2 separate regions of the Homo sapiens genome follow, and region 2 is linked to region 1. The links are chromatin contacts, found by Hi-C in ENCODE. All regions are on one chromosome and are shown on one strand. Each heading gives the region's core, a stretch centred on a gene start or an enhancer-like site at or near the end of the contact. The rest is flanking DNA. Distances are from core to core; before and after follow the strand shown. Region 1 holds the start of USP53 (ubiquitin specific peptidase 53). Region 2 has its middle 36 kb from the start of TNIP3.

The links. A loop is a pair of places that touch in the nucleus more often than their neighbours do. Pooled maps may share reads with other maps.
Region 2: a loop to region 1 is called in a map with no recorded cell type, with 4 times the contacts of the local background. The contact joins the enhancer-like site here to the promoter of USP53 in region 1. A Hi-C loop is called at or near these places in 1 of 168 maps with a recorded cell type or tissue (lower leg skin), 1 of 37 single-sample maps with no recorded cell type and 1 of 50 pooled maps.

What each region holds. Positions count from the first base shown.
Region 1 is chr4:119,209,804-119,213,962 of GRCh38, forward strand. USP53 (ubiquitin specific peptidase 53) reads left to right here and starts at 2,910. Exons shown (of 19, transcript NM_001371395.1): 1 at 2,910-3,070. LOC101929762 (a long non-coding RNA gene) reads right to left here and starts at 2,841. Exons shown (of 3, transcript NR_125931.1): 1 at 2,724-2,841. RefSeq lists enhancers at 1-672, 1,828-2,402, 2,525-2,644, 2,976-3,549, 3,255-3,304 and a silencer at 2,775-2,904.
Region 2 is chr4:121,198,488-121,202,315 of GRCh38, forward strand. It overlaps a transcript of TNIP3 not described here. Among named protein-coding and RNA genes, the nearest start is that of TNIP3, 36 kb to the left of the region's middle. Within about 2 kb of position 1,929, at least 4 of the 41 ENCODE cell types and tissues checked have a DNase peak (open chromatin) inside an H3K27ac peak, as active enhancers do.

The DNA.
Region 1 (4,159 bases), core at 1,660-4,159:
CCCAGCTCAGTCATGGTTAAGCTGTTGATTACCTCCTGGAACTACTGGGTTACAGCTCCGCAGGACACAATGTTGCTATTCCTACCAGACATTAGTGGCAGGGTGCATCTAGCCACAGGGTAGCACATTTCTCAAAGTCTGAGTTATAATCAATCCAGAATAACACTAAGAGGTGTGTATATGTGCTGGTGGTGTGAACTTTGGCTAAGCCTCAGCTGAATGATCTAGGGTATTCTTTGGCATGCCAAGCCTGCTCCCTTTCATGATCTCTTTGCCTGTGTGAGGTGCAGAGATTGGTCTTCACAAATTTGGGTCCAGCCAATCAGAAACTAGGGAATCAAACCCACACACGTCCCTCAAGGACAAATAGTAAGAATTAAAATATTTTAAATCCTTGTTGTGACTTTCCCAATTACAAATTTTCTGGGAGCAACAGCTGTCCTGCAATGTCAATTTTCCATTTTTTCATGTTTGCTTCAGACTCTGCCCTCTTGATGCTTAAATTGGGTCCTATTACAACTCTACCATTTAAGGATCGGTACATAGATATGCTAAAAACTGGTAGAAAGTATGAAATTATATAATTTTAAAAGTGTATAGTCAGGGTTTAGTCAAATTCTTGAGCAGGGTGAACTGAAGGGTATTCTTCTGTAATTGCTAAATAAGGAAGGGAGGTAGTATAAGCCATTATTATCCACAGTTCAAATTATTTCTCAAGGGTGGAGGTGGGGGTTACTCTGTCAGGTACATTTGCAGAGAAATAAATATAGTACAACATAATTGTTATAAAAATAAGTCCCAAAAGGGATGACAATTTTGTCTCAGAAAGTTATGAAAAGATCCATGGAGATAAGCATTCGAGAGAGAACCAAAGGATCTTGAGAGAACCAAGAACATAGAAAGCAAGGACTTTAGAAAGATTAATGTGGAGGAACTGGAGGAAGAATGGCGATGAGTTTAACAGTGTGATCATGAAAGGCCCTGCCGGTGGGTAATGAAAAATTCTTAGCAGAGAAGTATAATGATCGTATTTTCACGTTAGAAAAATTATTAATAGAATGGAGGTTGGACTGGTGTGGGAAATAACTAGAGGATATCTTGTGAATATTGCAATAGTACAAGGAAGATGAGTCATAAGAGATGGTGATTACTTGAAGGACTAAGACAGTGAGAGTGGAGGGGTGGACCTGAGAGATACTTAAGGAAATAAGAGTCAAAATTTGATATTAGAAAAGAGGAAATGAAGGAAAAGTAACAGGGGTACTCATAGATTTCTGACTTGGGCAGTTGCGTGTCATTTTCTGAAACAGGGAATGGAAATGGTGTAGGTTCCAGATGGGTGAAGAGGGACATGGCATCAGGAACAGATTATAGTAAAGATGTCCATGTCAATTTGGGACATATTTAAGATACTGTGTGAAATCCAAAGGATGTTGCTTAAAAATGTCCGACGTATAGATATACACCTGAGAGTTCTTGGTGCACAGGACACGTGGTAGGTAAATCCATGATGGGAAAGAGACTGCTCAAGGAGACATGGATTAACATTAAACAGAAACAGCAAAAGAAAATGGAGTGCTGGCGAACAGAGACCACGCAGCGGAAAAACAGTATTTAAAGTGCACCAGAAAAGTAGCTGCAGAATGAGGAGAAAATGACATTAGAGAAACGGAGGGAAGAGTTAATGGTGTGCTCTTATTGTTTTAAAAATGCAGAGTAGGATCTTTTTTTCCCCCACCCCTCCCAAAGTTTTTAATATTTTGAGGGCAGAAACCACGGCTTTATTTCATCCTATTTCTGACAGTGCCTAGTTCAGTAAAGGGAACATAGTAAATGCTCAATAAATTCTTAATGATTCAGCCTCAGACATTACAAACGGGTCCTATTTGTCTCCTGTATCAACGACCAATATTTCTTCCCCCTCTTTCTTCAAATAAACTTTTAGAAGTGCCTCTGGGTTTACTGAAATCCATTTTTACAATTAGTATGTTCAACTTACACCAGCTTTGGAATGAGTTCCAAAACCTTCTTTATTTACTTGAGAGATATTCGGTATCAGTGACGATGGGTTTTTCCTTTACTACTATTCCTAAGAAAGGTTTATTCAAAATCAAAGTTTAGCCCAATTCCCAGCAGTACCTTTTAACTTAAAACCTGTTCGAAAGCACGGCAAAGAGGCGGACAGACTTTTCTGACAATCATTAACCAGGTCAACAGACTTATTAAAGCTATCTAATTAAAGGCAAGAAACAACTGCTTGGGGAATACACATTCACGCCACAGGAAGCCATTTAACTGCAAATAGATCGTCTAACGACTCACGGAAATCTAAAGGAAACTGCGTGTCCGCATGGGGTTCTGATGCCAAACTACGGATTGTTCTCTCAGGTAACACCTAACCTAAGTGAAGTCCTTGGTGGATCCGCGTTCTTGAGCTTAGAAAATACCGAATGAACTACCAAGAGCACCAGAATAATCGCCTCCTCCTGAAGAACTAGCCTCTTTCTCACCACACCAGACAGCACGTCCTACAACCACCTTTCCCCCAACAACCAAACTCCAGCGCCAAGCTGCCGCTTTTGCAGAAATGTTCTATCTCTTGGTCTCGCGCGATCTCGCGCCTCCGAGGAAGCCAACTGTATCGCGCACGCCATCAAATCCCCGCGGGAATAGAATTCCGCAGGTCCAGAAAGCCGGGAAATCGCGAGCGGAGGCGGAGTTACCTCGGTGAGCGTGAAGGCGGAGCCCGCTCCGAGGGGCGGGCTCGAGGCGGGGAGAGGGGCGGGGCTCCAGGGACCTGTTGATCGCAGGTGTCACTGGCCTGACTGGTCCCTGGGTATTGGGGCGTATGCGCATGCTCCGCTCACAGGGTCGGGCTCTGGGCGGCGGAGACCAGCCGCCTGTGCTCCAGTTCCCGGTGAGCCTCGGTACTGTGGCAGCAGTCAGTGTGTCTGGCGGGTGTCGGCGTGAAGCGGGGCTGGGCCAGCGGGAGGTAGCTCTGTGGGAGTGGAAGGCCTGTATTTCTCTACCTGGACCGCACGCTCCTCGCGCAAGGAGGGTAGAGCTCAAGGTAAGTCTCCGAAACTAGCCCTCTGGTTGGAGATCCAGAGACCTGCGACCCCCGCGGGCCTGACCGGGACACTCTCATTCTAGCCCCAGAGCTCGTCTCTCCCCTCGCAGCCCGGCGACCTCCTATGGCCCCGGCCCTCTGGGCACACACACACTCTCTTTGCTGGGCGGTTCAGACGCCAGAGGTCACGCAGCCCTTTCGCCCCTTCTCGCCGCGTCTGGCGGAGATGCCTCTGGCCAGGCTGGAGGCGCTCGCGAGGCGGGAGGAGGTGCTGTACTTGTTGGGTCCTGGATGTTATTGCTGCCGTGTTTGAGGGCGGCGACAAGCTGGAGTCCTGCTGGGATTGTGAGTAATACCCTTACTTGGCTCCTGCCCCTGGCTGTCCAAGCCACATTGCCTCGCCTGAGCACACAGTTTTTTACTTAAAGGGGTCCAGGATGGTTATGCTCCCTCCTTGGAGAAGAGAGATGACTGGACTCGTGAGATTCTTGGGGTGGTGGTTTCTCAGTGGTAGTGGTGATGTATATAAAGTTAATGTTTAGCTTCTAAAGGGCGGCTTACGGGGCATTTACCAAACTATTTTTAAACAGTGTTGGAGAACAGGAAGTACTTGCACAGGTGTAATAGGGAGGGTTTCTAAAACCTGCAATCTGAGGATGTTTTGAGGTTTGTAACCCTGCTACAAGGTTTTCTTTATCAATGCAAAGTATGCAGGGAATTACCAGTTGGACAGCAAAGTTTTCCGAAAGTTTCCTTATCTGGAAATAGATATATATATATATATATATGTGTGTGTGTGTATGTATGTATGTATAAATATATATATTTGCAAAGAATATCTAAGGCTATTTTTGAGGTAGGTTTAATAGTAAACTTAACCTGTAGTCCCAGCTACTCGGGAGGCTGAGGCAGGAGAATTGCTTGAACCGGAGGTTGCAGTGAGCCGAGATCGCGCCACTGCATTCCAGCAGGGGCGACAGAGCCAGACTCCGTCTCCAAAAAACAAACAAACAAACAAAAAAACGCAGTACACTTAGGAAGGTTTTTGTGATTAAGATCTGATTCACTTTTAGTTATTAAAAGAAAAGG
Region 2 (3,828 bases), core at 679-3,178, 2.0 Mb after region 1:
TGAGCACCTATTATGGGCCAGATGCATTTCTTAGTGGTGAGCATATTATGTCAATGAACAAAACAGAAAAAAATCCCTGTTTTCATGGAGCTTACATTTCAAGGTTTCTGTTAAAAACAAAAACTATAGCATTATTTTGCCTCTAAACAAACTTATAGTGAATTTACCCTCAAGTTCCTTAATAAACATGGCTTGAAAGATCTAGTGAAGGCCAACTCAACTGATCAAGAAGATGGGTTGCCTTAAGGCAAAATTTTTAAAAGTTGGTTTATGTGTCTGGAAAATATAAGTTCAAAGACAGTGTTAACAAAATCATGGAATACGTTATGAGAACAAGCTGTTCTTTCAAAGTAATGATGGCCTGAGCTGTCATAAAATATACATATAGCTCTGAGGTATTTAAAATTTTTAAATAAAAATGAAGAATTAGAGAGGATAATGAGAAAGAGACTGCCTTTAACATGTAAACCTTTAAAAGACATCTTTGAAAAGGGTATAGATCCTCTTTGATGGCCAGAGTCACAAAGTTGTAAACAATTAAGAGGAAGTTTAGTGAAATCCTAAAACCAACCAAACAAACAAAGGGACTTGAGAAAACTCAGATGTGACATGGCAGGTCCAGCTGAAAGCACTGAGCAAGGAGAGAGAGTGGATAGATAATTCAAAACAAAAAACAAAGCAAAACAAAAAACAAAACCAGAAAATTTAGGGAAACCTGGGACACACTCATGGAAATGGTGGCGATACAACTTCAGGGAACCAGGAAGGGATGGATGCTAGAGCTGGGAAACTGTTAGTAAAATACTGATAATATCTACAGCACACTAAGCTTCAAGATATCCTATAAAGCTAGTTGTTACTTAGACAGCAGTTTGCACTTAAAAGAAGTCGGACATGAGGTCTATAAGAAAACAATATTACTATGTTTCTAGCCCAGAAATACTCCTTTCTGGCAGAGGTAGATGGGCAGGAAAAACAAGGTCTTCAAAGGCCCTGGTTATGAGCAGGGATCGATGAATGGGAGGAGGAAGTGACACCTGGGAACCATTGATTAAAGATTTCAACCCATGACAAGCTGAGAGATCTGAGATTAAGCTTATCACTGAATTGATCTTTATCTCCCACATTCCTCTATTCTTCAATGGAATTAAGAATAGTGTGTGCACCAAGCTTCAACAGCCTGAGAAGAATGGCCTGGAGAAGAGAAAGCTGATCATGTAAACACAAATTCACAATGCCCAGAATAGAGGCATCATTCTTTTGGTACCCTCAGATAAGAAAGGAAACCAAGGAAGCCTAATCTTTTCAAGTGGCATCAGAGTAGGTAACTTGTCAGGGTAGGTACCTGAGGACGGTTGTGTAGGTTGCTGTGTAACAGCACATGGCTTAGGAGCGAAGGCTGGGATACAGCCCATTCTCTACTTGCCCAGCCAAGACACCTCGTGTGGGGCTGCATATGCCCAGAAGAAAGGGTGCTTTTTTCTCAATTACACAAAGGCACTACACAAGCTAGCATTGTCCTGGGAACTGCATCCCCTCAAAAACCACGGTCAGAGGCAGAGCCCTTACCTGTCAATATTGAGATGGCATTTGGCATTTCTTTCTTTTGTGTGTTGCAACACTGTGACCACGTTCACTGGGTTCCTTTACTGCCCCCACATGGGCACAGACATGCTAAGGGAGCTTCCTCTTGCCTTGGTTCTCACCCAAATAGGTAACACCAACCACCCCTGAGAATGCTGAACAATGGGTTCACCGAGACAACTGCAGAAGAGTTTCGACAGAGATGCTACAAAATTACAAATTCCCTTTTGCATAATCCACTAAGAAGAGGAATATTTACAGTCCAAGATTTCTCAAAAACTTTATAGTAGGGCCCTCAGTAGACTTTATTTAGACACAATGTCTCAAAACTGTACCTAGTTAGAACTTGTCAGGCTCAGGGGGTTTTCCACACTTCTGAGCAACGTTTTTCATCTTTACGCAGAGCTTTGACAGTTGGCAGCTGTGGGGTCCCTGGCAGTCTCTGGATTCATAGAGACCCCCGAGCACACATACCCTGACCAGTGGGCTCCTGTGGTGCTTTTAGTAACCACCAACAAACTGCTGTCTTTTCCTATGATAGAACAATCTAGTTCAAAGAGAACTGTTGCAAACACTTAATGCCAAAGCTATTGGTTTAATGATCCTGGAGTTACTGCCAGTAATCAGGCACCTTGGCTACCTTTTTTTCAACAGATTCTTTGTTGTTGTTTATTTTTGTTTTAATTTCCTCAGAGAGCTTTTTGTTCCTTTTTATCCAGCAGATTTCTGGAACCCCAGCTCAGCTGGCCATTTCAAGTCCTCTGTTCAGGCTCTGTTAAGAGAACAAACAAAACTGTACTGGAAAATCACTTATCATGGGTAGAAATAAACCCGGAGGGAAGTGTCACAAAGTGAAACTGGCTTTTTGGATCTGCTTGGTGAGAGTGAAAGTAAAGGTCAATTTTTGGTAAGATACTCTGAATATTAGCAAAAGTGGAACTGTGTGCTGGGGAAGAGAGTAGGAGTTGAAGGTCAAGGGGAACTTTGGTGGCTGCAATAACCATGATTAATTTATGAATGGACTCTAAGCTATGTAAATGGATGCTTCTGATGAGTCTGGATGAGTAGGGGGCAGGAAAGAAAGTTTTGAGGTATGAGGAAAGTCCAGAAAACATGCTAATCAAATGTTCCATGAAAGGGGACAACTGAGTGGCCATACTGATGCTTTATTTAGTGCTTGGAAGGACCACAGGAGGGCTTACTGCAGAAACCACAAGGACGTTCTATGCAAGATGGCGTGTGGTCAATGGCTGGCTTCTTACAAAGCAGCAGGGTCCAGAGTGGAACATCTTGTTACTAGGCATTGTTTTGTATCTCATGTGTTTAAAATTAGTTTTTAAGCATTATATTGTATGTCTCAAAATAAAACAAAACTCCCAAAATAAAAGACAATAGGTTTTCTAAGAAGACATAAATATGGTTCTACAGCATGAGTATCATGATTTTTGCCTTAGGCAAACTTAGAGCTAGAATGTTTGTAAGAGTTTTCTAGCTAAGCCTATCTAGCTTCATGCAATACATGTCTGCATGTTGTTCTCCCAGGCTTGTGTCATGATGGGAAGAGCCCTGGACCTGGAATCAGAAGAGTTGTATTCTAGATTAACCAACTAGCTATGATTTGGGCAATTACTTAGCTCATTCATTTGTATATTAATTAATACACACATATTCATTTATTCAACAGTTATATATCAAGAATCTGCTATGTATCAGTACATGAGGATCACATTTTCCTCATATGTAAATTAAGGAAACTGCCTAAACTCCAACATTGAAATCATATAATTTATTTTAAATGTCACATTATTTTGAAGCATTGAGATAAAAATCTAGGTCATCTCACAAACAAATGGAAACATAGCCCATGCTCGTGGATGGGTAGAATCAATATTGTGAAAATGACCATACTGCCAAAAGCAATCTACAAATTCAGTGCAATTCAAATCAAAATACTACCATCATTTTTCACAGAACTAGAAAAAACAATCCTAAAATTCATATGGAACCAAAAAAAGAGCCCACACAGCCAAAGTAAAACTAAACAAAAAGAATGAATCTGGAGGCATCACAATACCCAATTTCAAACTACACTATAAGGCCATAGTGACCTGACAAAGCAGCATGGTACTGGTATAAAAATAGGCACATAGACCAAGGGAACAGAATAGAGAACCCAGCAATAAGGCCAAATATTTAGAGCCAACTGATCTTTGACAATGCAAACAAAAACATAAAGTGGGGAAA